Regions from separate parts of the Homo sapiens genome. Here all the other regions are linked to region 1. The links are chromatin contacts, found by Hi-C or POLR2A ChIA-PET in ENCODE. All regions are on one chromosome and are shown on one strand. Each heading gives the region's core, a stretch centred on a gene start or an enhancer-like site at or near the end of the contact. The rest is flanking DNA. Distances are from core to core; before and after follow the strand shown.

What was found. Hi-C counts contacts between places; a loop is a spot of excess contacts on that map. ChIA-PET counts read pairs that join two places held with the same protein, here RNA polymerase II (POLR2A). Pooled maps may share reads with other maps.
Region 2: a map of naive thymus-derived CD4-positive, alpha-beta T cell shows a loop between it and region 1 (2.0-fold over the local background). The contact joins two enhancer-like sites. A Hi-C loop is called at or near these places in 2 of 168 maps with a recorded cell type or tissue (naive thymus-derived CD4-positive, alpha-beta T cell and psoas muscle), 1 of 37 single-sample maps with no recorded cell type and 6 of 50 pooled maps.
Region 3: a map of ascending aorta shows a loop between it and region 1 (4-fold over the local background). The contact joins the promoter of FHL2 here to the enhancer-like site in region 1. A Hi-C loop is called at or near these places in 1 of 168 maps with a recorded cell type or tissue (ascending aorta) and 7 of 50 pooled maps. POLR2A ChIA-PET finds 5 or more read pairs at or near these places in 1 of 52 experiments (activated CD8-positive, alpha-beta memory T cell).

Annotation. Positions count from the first base shown.
Region 1 is chr2:105,794,918-105,799,628 of GRCh38, reverse strand. All of the region lies in intron 1 of NCK2 (NCK adaptor protein 2), which reads right to left. Among named protein-coding and RNA genes, the nearest start is that of NCK2, 52 kb to the right of the region's middle. Within about 2 kb of position 2,653, at least 6 of the 41 ENCODE cell types and tissues checked have a DNase peak (open chromatin) inside an H3K27ac peak, as active enhancers do.
Region 2 is chr2:105,367,467-105,372,177 of GRCh38, reverse strand. It overlaps FHL2 (four and a half LIM domains 2), which reads left to right. Exons shown (of 7, transcript NM_001318895.3): 5 at 4,439-4,608. It also overlaps a transcript of C2orf49 not described here. Among named protein-coding and RNA genes, the nearest start is that of FHL2, 29 kb to the left of the region's middle. RefSeq lists enhancers at 1,767-2,266, 2,267-2,768. Within about 2 kb of position 2,242, at least 12 of the 41 ENCODE cell types and tissues checked have a DNase peak (open chromatin) inside an H3K27ac peak, as active enhancers do.
Region 3 is chr2:105,396,868-105,401,578 of GRCh38, reverse strand. FHL2 (four and a half LIM domains 2) reads left to right here and starts at 2,528. Exons shown (of 7, transcript NM_001318895.3): 1 at 2,528-2,737. RefSeq lists silencers at 2,425-2,554, 2,575-2,794 and an enhancer at 1,925-2,747.

The DNA.
Region 1 (4,711 bases), core at 1,404-3,903:
TCTGCTTTAAAATAGGAAGTTTTCAAATAACTCATCAGCTCGTGTTTGGTGTGGCAGATAGACAGACTAACGAAACACTAGGAAGCAGGAACATGGGAAACAGACCCAGAGGCCTCTGGGAATTCAGTGTATGATAAAGGCACTATCTCAAGTCAAGTCCCCAGGGAAGAGACAGCCTTCTCAATAAATGGCCATGGGGTACTCTGGTTGGCCATCTGAAAGAAAGCTGGAGCCACATCTCACGCCCACAACAGGATAAATTCCAAAGGTATCCAAGATTTACAATGAAAAAGTAAAAGTATAGAAGGACATATGGAAAACACCCTTTATAACCCTGAAGGAAGAACTTTTTTTTTTTAAACCTAGGACTCAAATTCCAGAAACCATAAAAGAGGGATGAATTCAACTACATAAACATAAAAAATTTTCTTACATGATAAAATATACCACAGATAGATTCCAAAGACAAATAAAAAGCTAGGAGAAAACATTTGCAACTTAGGACACGAAGGACAGACAGGACACAGCGAGAGCTTCTTAAATAAACTTGACACAAGAAAAGACCAACACACCAAGAAAACCGTGGGCCAAGGAAAACCAGGTAAGAAAATATAAGGCCTTCAAACTGATGAAAAGGGACATCTGAACTTCACTAAAATGATACTAAGATATCACCTCTCACCTTTCAGACCACTGGAGATCAGAAAGTGTGATGACAACAACCTGGTATAACTTCCTGATTTTCAAAACTGTGCTGTGGTTAAGATGTTAACATCTGAGGAAGCTCGGTGAACAACTCAGAAAAATAAGGTAAGAACATTTTGTATTAATTTCCCTAAATGTATTTATCTATGAAGAACCACAGCTACTGCTTTGCTGCCTGGTTCATCTGCTTCAAAATAGACACCCACAGTTTATTTTCATTCTGTTGAGATTCACCGTCCACATAAACTTAATCACCAGCAACCTCAGTGGGTTCACCACAGGCTTCCCCCATCAAAGTAATGCATACATTTTGTCTTTACTCCAAGCTTACATGTATCTTTGGGGAACTTCACTATTCATATCTGATTATATGAATCAGATATGGAAGATGAAAACAATTTTAACCCTTATTTCTTCTCTCTAAACCAGACCCCAAACTGGTTCACTGTTTAAAGTGTACAATTCAGTGCTTTTTCTCATTGTTAAAAGCTAGACTTGTGGACAGATCTCTTCATTTTATAAAAAGAAAAAAGGAGAACACTGAAAGAAGAAAAAAAAATGACTCAGCTAACCCAGTTTCAAGAATATTCTGGATGTACAAACAAGAGGCCACAGTGAGGCTATCCGGGCTCCCAGGATAGGAGGGAGGCTTCCCTTGAAGTATGGTTTTGGCTAACTTATTTCTTACCTACACGTTACTCTTTCAAATACATTTTTTCAACAAAATCATCATATCAGAAGAAAACAAACATTACAACAAGCGAACATTAGCTCCTACTCCTTTCATAGAATATTAAATCCTAAAGATACTTATGTTCAAAAACACATCTTCTGGAAGTAGGGGATGATTTAATATTGAGTCTAAAATAGATGGATCAAAACCATAAATTAATAAAAATGTGGTTATAATTTTCTTCTCCTAGGAAATGAACCAAATTAGATCACTATAGCTAGTCAGCCCACAGTCAAACCTGACTTGGGACGATTAAACACTTAAAGATCTGCTGTTAGTGCCGGTAGCTTAAAAAAAGTTGCGAAGCCATAAATTAACAAGCAGAGTCCACACCAAATTGCTGAAAGGGTTTTTTTTCTGTGCCAAATTTACAAACTGGTTTTCTAGAAGCATCTTGTTTCTACAGGAGGACAAAAGCTGACAGGAGGCCACAACATCAGGTGTTTTGTTTTAACTGATCATGGTTACGAAAGACTTTGCATCAGCTCACTAAGCCTAAACAGGGAGGCTCCACACAGTCGCTGCAAATCCAGCCACTTCCTGCCTCACTGTTACCATACTCATCTCCAAAAGGCCACACAGGGACTCCAACCAGACCAGGCTCCACGCTCCATTCCAGCCATCCTGACCCTAAGACGCTGTCAAGAGAGCAGCCTCCCTCACATGGGTGCAGAGAATTTAAGAACCTCCCTTCTGCTAGCCCGCACAGCCTGGCAGCCTGCTGCTTGGCCATACTGGTTTTTTCCCCCTTAGAAAGACCTGGATACCATTTCTGCCCTTGCATTGCACAATATGGAACCGCATGGCTGGCAGTCTCTTCCGGTCCTAGAACTGTGAGTTCAACACACACCACCCAGAAATAGCACAAATTGGTTATTTCCTGTGCAGAAAAGAAAAATCAGCCAAGGCTTCAGAATCCCATTTTAAAGGTTCCCCTTAAAACACTAGTATAGGAGCTGAAATAGGGGTGTCCTTTCTAAGATCCTGAATTTGGCCAGACAGAAAGGATTAGAAATCAATGTCAACTTTTTTCTTGTGGGTGGGGGAGATGCTGAAAGAAAAGATGGTGGTACAAACTGTGAGTCAAAGGCCTAAAAAGGATAATAAATTTTTATGTCTTAGAGACATAAAGTTAAAATAAAAAAGGGACTGTGATGACTAAATCCATTTCTGCAAGACTATGCTTGTAACCATCATCACAGCAAACACTCACCCCAGCTAGGGGTACTGAACCAACCACAGATAAGTGCTGACACTTACAAGTAACATGCTTAATAAAATTTATTTTATCAAGACAACTCCTGAGAGGGCAGACTAACCTGTGAACTGTCACCACTAATGTCTATAAGTGTTCTAATTATATATATTTCCTTTCCATGGAATCAAATGTATACTGCATTTACCTGCGTCAAAGAGAAATGCTTAGTTATTTTTCCAATTCATTTAATTTATCTGATAGAGGTATGAGAAAGTACAAGGGAAAAAAAAGAAAGGGAATAAACATGATGCCGAGAGCTTCTGGAATAACACTAAACTACGGGATACTCTTCCTTGCCAAATGCAAAAGGAAGAAAAGCACCATCTCCAGCCTTCCAGCTCCCAGGCTCAGTCCAGACGCTGCCGATCTGAACACCTGCGTTCTGTGCCACACACTCATGTCCCCAGGCCCTCTCTGCAACCGGTGCCAATAATACCCCATGTGCTCCCTGCTCCAATGCCCCCATTCATCCATATTTACATACATGACCCTTAAAACAGCAAAACATTGAATTGTTCACTCCTCTTTTTAGTGGAAATTGAATATTTCTTAAGATCCTAAAGTGAGGCAACAGGAAGTACAGAGATAAGATAAACTGACACTAACCTCCAGCACTCTCCTGTGTGCCATCAATGACAAAACAGCCTTGCAAGAGCAGCAAAGCCACCACTCTGCCCACCAGCCATATATACTTACACACGCCTGCAAATGATTGTCTTTCAACCCTGAAGCCACAGTGCCCAGAGGGCGGCCAATACAGAGACTATCAACCTCAGTCACTTTCAACCCTGAAGTTGGTATTCCATGTGCATGCACCTAATAAAATTCTGTCTTCTTGGGACCTGTATCATAAAGCAGAATTAGCTTTCCAAAAAAAGTTTGACTGCACATATGATTTATACCAGAGCAAACTACAATAGAGCTTTCAAATGCTAAACTGTTTTGCTCTTTTTACAAGACTGGTAATAAAGAATATATCGTTGATGTGTTTCATTTTAAATGATTCATGTTTTCCTAAAGTCCTAGATGTAAATACCTAGTTTTACTGAAAAAGACTGGGGGGAGGGTGCGTGGAAGATGAGAGGAAGCGGCGAAGGAAGGAAGTTAGGGAGGAGGGAGAGGTCTAGAGGGAGGAATAATGACTCAAATACCTGGTTGAACATGAGCAGTGTTTCTCACCAGGGGCATACAGACGTTTCGGTAATTCTTTGTCGTGGAGCTGTCCCCTGCGTTGTAGGATGTTTAACAACAATCCACACCCTGCCTAAATTGGTGACAATCAACAACGCCTGCAGACACTGCCTGCTGAATATCCCTTGGGGAATGAAATCACCCTGGCTGAGAACCACTGACGGAGCATACATGTAAACTAAATAGACCAAGTTTGTTAAAGCAAAAATAAGACAGGAATATCCATGTATTTTCTAACTCTTTTGGAATATGACTCAAATATTTATGCAGCAGTTTTTATAATTACCCGTTTCAAAATAACTAAATAAACAGGCCCATTCAGTTTAACTCAATATCATGATTAAGTTACAATATACCATATAATTAGAAAACCACCTTTGACCTCTTGCTTGGGAAAAGTGTATAGAGTATGCTATTGCTTATTTGAGGAAAAAAAAAATTAAAAATATATCACTGTATACACATATGTGTTTGCTCACATTAAAAAGCAATAATTATTATTATACATTTGTCCAAACCCATGGAATGCACAACGCAAAGAGTGAACCCAAATATAAACCCTGGACTTTGGGTGATTGGTTTTTGTCAGTGCAGTTTCACCCACAGAAACAAATGCAGCACCCTGTCGGGGATGTTGCTAGTTCATGTGGGGGAACTGGATATATGAGAAAACTCTGTACCTTCTGCTCAGTTTTGCTGTGAAACTAAAACTGCTCTAAAAAATAAAACTTTTTTTAAAAAGCAAGAAATAAAAAGGGGAAAGAAAAAAACATCTTTAAAAAATGGTGATGGAAAAGAGTAGGGAAAAAAGAAGATAGAGAGAG
Region 2 (4,711 bases), core at 993-3,492, 430 kb after region 1:
ACCTTTGGTAAGATGGTTTCTTACTGCCACTACATTTCTCTGGTTAATATAACTTTAAAACAACTGTGACACACTATGACAGGGAAGAAAAATGCCCAGGCTGACACAGTCCCAGCCCTGTTGGCAGCTGTAAGGGAAAACAGCTGGAAGGGCTGCATGGTGACTTTAGATGGGGCAGCTCCAGGCAAGAAGGCCTCTTCTAAGATCATGTGGATCCTGCAGAGGCTGGAAACTCGGGCCCCAGTGCTGTGCGACAGTGCAAATGAGAATTGAAGCCCGTAGAAAGCCAGGCTGACCTGTGTCCTGCCCCACAGGGAGTCACTGCAGAGACACAACACTCAGTAACAATAAGAACCACGACATTAATTGAAAAACAAATTAAACCCTTACTAGTTTCCTGAACAAGGGCCCAAGGAAGCTTCCACTGGGGACTCTAGGGGCTGTTTAAAGACTTTAACTGTTAGCACCAACCATGACATAAAAAGTATGCATATTTCCCGGATTTTGAATTTTTCACCTGTCTTGACTTTCTGTGTTAGTCACGTTCTCCAGAGAAACAGAATCAATCAAGGAAATGTATACACATAGATACATACATAAGGAGAGAGAGAGAGAGAGAGAGAGAGAGAGATTTCAAGGGATTGGCTCATGAGATTGTGGAGGCGGTAAGTCTGGAATCTATAGAACAGGGCAGCAGGCTGGAGGCTCAGGGAAGAGATGATACTGCAGTTCCAAATGGGAGCATTTGAATTCCGTAGGGCGGCAGGCTGGAAACTCAGGCAGGGTGTGTCTATTGCAGTCTTGAGAAGAATTAGTTGCCCTTAGGGAAACCTTAGTCTTTGCCCCTAAGGCCCACTACCGATTAGATGAAGCCCGGCCCTGATACGTGGGTAACGTGCTGCACTCGAAGCTTGCTGACTTAGATGTTAGTCACATCTAAAAAACACCTTCACGGCAACAAGTAAACCTGTTTTTTGACCAAACAACTGGGTACCAGAGCCCAGCCACGCTGACACATAAAATTAACCATCACACCTTCCCTTTCTCATGGTGTTTACTGGGGAGGGAAAGAAAAGAAAAACATGATCAGATAAGAAGTAAAAACCTAATGTTCAGTGAGAGGTAACCCATACTGAATATCTGAGAATTAACTGGCCGGCAGCCTCTTCTACTAAGGAATGGGGGAAGCAAGAATTCAGGCTCTGTGGTAAGAAATGCTGTGTAGTAATAATAACAACACAGCTACAGCTTCCAGCCCCTGAGCACACACACAGGCGTCAGACCCTGCTGCTTTACAGAATCCCATTGAATCTTCGGTGTTCCCTGGGTTGGATGGCTTCATCCCCATTTTACAGGTGCCTCTGCCAGAAGAAACGGACTGGGCACCAAAGGCAGGGCGTCTAGAAGAATCCCGGTGTATGCAAAACAAACCAGCACCGACAAAACACTGAATCAAAGCACTTGCTTGCCTGGGTTTGATTTTTAAAAGTGTTAGAACCCATTCAAGATGAATATGGGTTTACAGCGTCAGTGCACAGCTTTTGCGGTGAATTTACATTTAGAGGACAAGTGAAAAACTCACCCACCAGCTCCACACCCCCCACACAAGTCAGTTTCCTGATGACCAATCAGGAAACTGGAATACCATCAGTAACCCCAGTGCTGGGGTTTACCGGCTCTCGCGCCCCTATTAGCAGACGTTGCTTACAGATGCACCACAGCCTCTGAGCAGACTCAAGTAGCGATTCTGTCTCCAACCCTGCAACCAAATTTCTGGCTCCTCATTTGACTTTTTTTTTTTTTGAGCCAGGATCTCGCTCTTTCGCTCAGGCGGGAGAGTAGTGGTACGATCACTGCTCACTGCAGCCTTGACCTCTCGGGCTCAAATGATCCTCCCACCTCAGCCTCCTACGTGTCTAGGACCTCAGGCACACACCACCACACCCGCCTAATTTTTTTTTTGGGGGGGTAGAGACAGGGACTCTCTATGTTGCCCAGGCTGGTCGCCAACTCCTGGGCTCAAGAGATCTCCCGCCTTAGCCTCCCAAAGTGCTGGGATTACAAGGCTGAGGCACCGCAGCCAGCCTCATTTGACTATTTGAATCAGATTAAGACATCCCTTCTTCAAGACTGCGCTTCCGCCTGCGGGAGACTTGGTTCAGAGTGTGCGATTCAGTTAGGAGAAGGAACGCTCCTGCCACCTGCCGGTATTGCTGCATATGACCATGCAGGCTTGCGGCCACTGCTGTCGCCATGCCTGAGGTGCACGCGCCATGTCCCTGAGGCTCCAGGTGCCCTGTGCATTCCCTGCACGTAGAGTTGCCCTCGAACTGGTGTTGATCTGATCAGACTTATTTCAGAACTCGACAAGAATGCCATGAGAGTCATAATTGCCCCATATTCATTGGCAAAATCCTTTGGCTTCTGGGCTGCTTGATCAGAATGAATGTCAGAGATCCAAAGAGCAAGTGACAAAAGTATGCATGGAGGTTGAAGAAAATCTTTGTGAATTCAAAGTCCTTCCACTATTTTTACTTGAATTTCAATTGCTTCATGTAATGTTTGTTTTAGGATTCATCACCCCACAATTGAATTCCATAGATTGTACAGCTTAGTTTTGAATTAAAAGATCGCTGCGTGTCACCATCCCAAATTCCCTCTCACACATTGCCCCCCAACACACACCCTGCTTATTTTATATAATCTCAAATGTCTGGTCTTGGAAGTACAGGAAGCTGAGAAAATGATCCTAAATAACAATCGTGATAATTCTCAGCACATTCCTAATTACTGGAGGACAGACATTTCATGACCAACTTTCTAGCCAGCTAAAATACAACCCCTAGCTTTGTCCTTGGGACCATAAGATTTTGGGGCTGAGAGCTATGGACTAGTCTATAGACTCCTATAAGCCACCTGTGTTACTGCAGCTGCTTCCACCTGGTCTGGAGCGGGGCAGTCCCTCTGTCGGCTTGATTCCCCATCATTCCCTGACCCCCAGTTGAAGTCACATGTATGTGACCCTCATGCCACAGTCCCCAGGGATTGGCAACATTTTTCCTTCAAAAATCAGATAAATATTTGGGGCTTTGTGGACCATACAGTCTCTGTCACAACTACTCAACTATTACAACTACACAACAACTGCACAACTGCACACAGCTGCACACTACTCGGCCGTCTAGCTTAAAAGCGGATGTAAACAATGGAAGTAAATTAATGGGCGTGGCTGTGTTCCAATAAAACTTCATTTGAAAAGCAGGCAGCAGTCTGGATTTGGTCTTACACAGTGGCCAGGCCCCTCAGCTAGTCCGGGCACTTACAACACTTTCCTCTTTCTTTGTCCCTGATACTTATTTCCCCAGATTGTTCTTTACCTTTGCTTTATATGAAGGGTACTTGTTTATACGCCTATCTGGAATCATCCGTTACTATAAATAGATACACTTCTTTCTGGCAAACAAAAATGAAAAAATGTCAGTCAACAGACACCGAGCACTTGCAGTGAGTCCAGCTTGGTGGTGGCAGGGGTGACCCATAAGTGTTTCAGTTCTCTAGAGCTCCTCAGTTCACTTGGAGAAATGGTAGAAATGTATCAAATGCTAATAGTTATTCAAAAGACAATGGATGGCGTAGGTTTAGGCAATTACTAAATGGGATGTACAAGTAACACATGAAGATTTCAGCCAGGCATGGTGGTGTGCACCTGTAGTTCCAGCTACTCAGGTTGAGGCAGGAGTTTCCCTGGAGCCCAGATGTTCAAGGCTGCAGTGAGCCAGGATCGCACCACTGCACTCCAGCCTGGGTGACAGAGTGAGACCCTGTCTCGAAAACAAAAAAAAACTACATGTAGGTTTTAATTATAGCACTTAGTACAGTGCATAAAACTACCTAGATACATCACAACTTGGTTCAACAGGCAGTATGTAAAGTGAGTGTTGTAGAGGCTGCTCACTGAATCAGGTTCGAGGTTCCAGGTTCATTCACACTCTAGCCATTTCCATCCTGCTGTGAACCAGACGGGGTGTTCATTATCAGGTGTGCAATAGGTGAATACAGTCCCTAGACTCCAAAAGTCATGCTCCATGGGAATTCATCGGAGCTATGCCACACTTCTCTTTATACTTTGCATTGCTGAGAGAGACTTAACTTTTTTTAGATTTAACATTCCTAACCACGGTATTCAATAAATAAATGTTAAGTGCCTAAAATGTACACGTGTTGTTCTAGGAGCTGGGTGTACAGTAGTGAACCAAAAGACAAAGTCCACGCCCTGCACAAAATAGGAATTACCTCCATGTAGAGGCGAGCCTTCAAGAGCTGAAGTGGCTTGCTCTGGTCATAAAACTAGAGGGCAGCAAGCTCTGAAGGCAGATTGCTGGGACTCCACACCCCTCTAACCATAACTCTGCTGTGTTCCTCTTGACCCTGATGACAGGTACCCGCAAGATGGAGTACAAGGGCAGCAGCTGGCATGAGACCTGCTTCATCTGCCACCGCTGCCAGCAGCCAATTGGAACCAAGAGTTTCATCCCCAAAGACAATCAGAATTTCTGTGTGCCCTGCTATGAGAAACAACATGCCATGCAGTGCGTTCAGTGCAAAAAGGTATCTCAGATGCCCCCTTGGCCCTTGCACGTTCTGGCTGGTTTGCCTCCATGGTCCATGTCTGTCAGTTCTCTTTCCAAAACCAAGGATACCTGTGATACTT
Region 3 (4,711 bases), core at 1,279-3,778, 400 kb after region 1:
TCTATCGTTTTACACAGGAGCAAGTATATCTACAAGATAATTTCCTATAAAGGGAAATGCTGGGTAAAGAGAAAATGGTATGTTCATCTGTAATTTAAAAATGTTTTCATTATGGAATTTTTCAAGCATTACAAAAGGAGACAGACTAGTAAGATGAACTGCTGCATATCCATCATCAAGCTTCAGCGATTATCCACAATCCATGGCTGATAGTATTTCGTATATATATAGGCCCTATCCATTTCCCCACCCCAAATTATTTTGAAACAACTCCAGGCATAATGTTATTTCACTAGGAAATATTTTGGCACTGTTCTTGAAAAGCAAGGACTTAAGAAAAGAAAAATATATGTGTGTGTGTAATCACATTATCACCCCTAACATAAATTGTTCATTAATACTAGAAAATATCCTGTCAGTGTCATATTTTCCAAGGTTGTCTCATAAAAATTGATTTTCTACTAGTTTATTCTTTGATTAGAATCCAATAAGATCCAAAAAAAAAAAAAAAAAAGAATCCAATAAGATCCATACATGGCAGTTGGCTAAGTCTTTTTTTAATCTCTTGGTTCTGTCTCCATCTCTCTTGTTTTTCTTTGTGCATCGTTGTTGTAGAAACTGGGTATGTTTGTTTCCAGAGTCCGGATTTTACTGACCCTATCGAATGACCACAGGGTCATTTAAAATGTTCTGCTACCCATTAGGTCAAAAATTAAACACAAAATTAAATTGCAGAATTTCTTAATAATAAAACACAACATAGCTGAACCTATGTGACACAGCTAAAGCAGTTATTAGAAGAAAAATAACAGAACTAAATAACTCTATCAGTAAAAAAGCAAAGCTAAATGGATTACACCCGTAAGTCAGAAAGCTAAAAAAAAAAAAAAAATTAAAATATAAGACAAAAGGAATCAGAAAGAAGATAAATGCAGAATTAATGTTTCATCATTTTAGGGCTTGTTTTTACAAACTGAAGCTTAAGACTCACCATTTGAGAACTAGGAGACCATTTCCTAATTTGTAACGATATCAACAACACATCTAGGTAGCTGTCAGGGGCTGGGAGCCTTTTCTACACAAACTTTGCTCTGAATTTCAAAATACTAGCCTGTCTTGACACTTAGTGGAAATTCAGGTAGGGTGGCCTTAACTCAGGTTCTTCAGGAAAGCGTCCTGTTTCAGGGACACAGTGGGGTGGGGTCGGGGGAGGGCTGTATTCCGCACATCTAGTTCTGGCTGGGCTTATGGCAAGTCTCAGTCCTCTGGAGTCACCTGAGTGACTGAGGGATGAGAGGCATTTCTGATCCCGTAATATACTTACATGGCTTTGCCATCTACCACATCCCAGTTCAAATCTCAGCTGGCACAGTTACCGTTCACGTGGCCTGGAGCAAATCTGAGCTGAACTTTCCTCACCGTAAATCTGGTAAAAATCTTTACCTTAAAGGAGTGTGGATCAAATGAGATACCAGGTAGAGCTAGTGCTCACCGAGTGGAAGCTAAGGTGATGAAGCCCCTTTATTCTCAAGTTCTGTGATTCCATGATGGAGACCCATGAGGCCTACCAGACGGAGAGTATCAATTAAAAGAAAGCAATCACGGAGTTCTTCCCGCCTTCTCTGGAGGATGTATTCCTATGAGCTGCCCCGAATGTTAAAAATAATACACCTGCCCCCAAAGTGCCGAGGACGCCTTTGTGGTCCACCTACTCATCGTCCACCGGTTTCTGCAAGTGGACCGGTTACCTGCTCAGGAGCAAATGTTTCCATCACGACGCACCCTCTCCCAGGGATGGGCTCAACCTGTGCTCTCCCTGCGACAATGCTGAACAGTGCCATCTGTCCCTACCCAGCGTCAGCGTCACGCAGAGGGCCCGGGCTTGGAATGTGGGAGGCACGCTCCCAGCTCACTTTGGTTTTCCCGCCCTGGAGGGGAATCCAAGATGTCTAACTAGTCTTCTGGCCCCGAGAGGGAGAGGTGGGGATAGGACCTTCCTTTAGTCCCCTCCGTAGTGGAACGAAGGATTCTTTATGGTCATCTGTGGTGTTCATTTCGTAAAGAAGCATCTGCAGGGTAAGAAGGAAAAACGTCCACCTTGCAAATATATCCCAGGCACATGCCTCCTGAGAAGTGACCCCCTCCTCCCTCCGCCTCCCCCGGCACGTCCTGGGGCTTCTCCAGTCTCCCGCTCCTGGGACCAGGCAGAGATCCCGGCGTGGGCAGACCCCTGCCACCGCGCCCAGGCCTCGTCCGAAACTCGCGCCCGAGAGCCCACGCCGGAGGCGACGCTCCCGATAACTACTGTGCTCCCAAGACCCGGAGGGCACGAAGAAAGGAGCCCTGGCAAACAAAGGGTACGGGCCGGGACCGCCGCAGCCCGGGGCGGGGGCACGGCAACCGCGAGGCCTGGGGGCGCCCGCCCCCCGCGCCCCACGCCCGGTGCCAGCGAGCCGAGGCGTGCATCTCCTTATATGGTCAAATGACACGGCGGGGTTTCTCGAGGGCGGGAGCTGCGCAGCGCTCCACTCGGCCGGCAGCGGAGCCGCAGCCACCAGCCGCCCGCGCCCTCCAGCCCCGTCCGGGAGTCCCCGGCCCGCTGCGGTGCCGTGAGTACCTCCAACCCCCTGCGCCCCGGAGGGAGGCCGAGGGGCTTAGCCACCAGGGCTCGGAAGTGGGGGCCGAATCCGGTGCGAGACCCAAGGAGAGGGGAGCAGAGCCGGAGTTGGGGAGACTGGTGAGAGGAGAGCAGAGCTGTGGGTCCGGGAAGACCACTGGGAGAGGGGACCCGAACCGTGCGGGGAGAAGCCGGGAGAAAGGAGTTGAGCTGTGGGGTAGACCCGGGAGAGGAGAGCCGAACCCTGGGGGTTGGGGGTGGGGAGACCACGGGGAGAGGGGAGCGGAGCAATGGGAGGGGTCTAGACCCTGGGGGCGCTGGAGCTCAGAGGAGCCCACCGACTCATCCCCAGAGGGAGGACTGCAGCCCGCGTCCTCACCAGGTGGGGCACCGCCATGCGGGCAGGGACCGGGCGAGCCTGGGTAAAGGCTGGCCGCGGGTCCCAGCCGGCGGCTGCGGGGAGGTGACGCTGTCCGCCTGCTTCCAGGCCCGACTCCCGAGCGGGCTGTCCTGGCACGGTGGTCTGCGCGGGGGAGTCCGGGCCATTTCCCTTTAGTAGAAATAAGTGGAGTTTGCAGTGTGACCTCGCTCCTTGACTCAGGTAGACATTTAATAACTGAACCATTCGGTTAAAACAAAAATGGCTTATTTTAAATGAAAAGATTCTAAGTTTTTCTTAAGTCGCACTCGTGTGATATCTTAGCATACCAGAAATAGAGGGAAGAAAATATTGAGTGTTTTTCTGATTTTAAATGAATCAGTCATATTTATTTTCATATCCTCAGTCGGGTTTTAACTGGAAGTAGGCTAATCCGGTTAGCTGAAATGTGTAGCTGGCTTGCAAGCAGCAGTGTACTTAGACATCACTGAACTTAAGGCCCGCACTCCCTTCCACATATTTTGGAAGGTAATAAATCACAATTTGGGTTTAGAATCAGGAGAACTGTCTTCAAAACACAACTCCCAATACATCTCACATTTTTGGTGCTGACTCTACTAATGAGTGTTTTATAATAATATATTAAAGAAAAGAGGTTTTGCACTATCCTGAAGATGTTTTAGACAAAAAAAAACAAAAAACAAAAAAACAAAAACCATTTGCATCAAGTCTTAGAAGTACAGGAATTCCTAGTCTATCAATTAAACTTTAATAAAACCAAACTCAAAGAACATTTCATTGTGCATTTATATAAAATTTTGTCAAGTGTTACTGGATTTAGATCACCCCCCAGTTTAGAAGATCATCAGTTAATACACAGAATTGTGTTTCCACGGTGTTTATTAGCCTGCCATGGTTTAAAATGCGTTTACACCATAACATGTCGATGAAGGCTAATGATGGGCTTACTACAGACCAGAAACTGTTCTGGGCACATAGGTTCTGTCTCATTTTAGCTCACCGTCTCACAAATAGCCACAGGCAGATGCAGTAGGCTAGGGGATGCCGGGGACTGCATGTAGGCTGCCTAAATTTACATCCGGGTCCCTCAACCTGTGCAGCCTGGGCCAAGTCACTTAATCTCGTAGTGTCTCGGTTTTCTCCACTGGGAAACAGGGACAATGATGTTGTCTTTTTGTTAGGGTTGTTAAGAAGCCTGGACATCATAGACAGTGTATACATATTTGATAGCCTCATTTTTACAGGTAAAGACACTGAAAACAGAGATCAAAGTAACTTTAACTCAGGGTTTCCCGGGCTGTAAATGGTAGCCCTGAGATCTGACCCCAGGCAGCTTAACTGGAGAACCTGAGTTCTAACCACTAAACGCACCACGGGAGGAACATTTGAATATTTATTTATTTTTTTTAACATTTGAATATTTCTATGAGGCCTTATGATGCATACTTTGACCCAAGATTGCGTGTTAAACCATTTCCAGTACTGAAAGATATTTAAATTGCAGTCAAAAACGCCCAATAGAATATTGCCAAAAAAAAAAAAAAAAAAAAACAGACTAGATATCAGGAGTAGTTTACTCCTGTCCTGTGCCGAGGGCCAGTTACTCAGCCTCAGTGACTCAGGCAGCCTCCTTTGTCAGCACCGGGCCTGAGTCGCTAAGCGGCTCTCTGACTCAGATGCCCTGAGGTACAAAG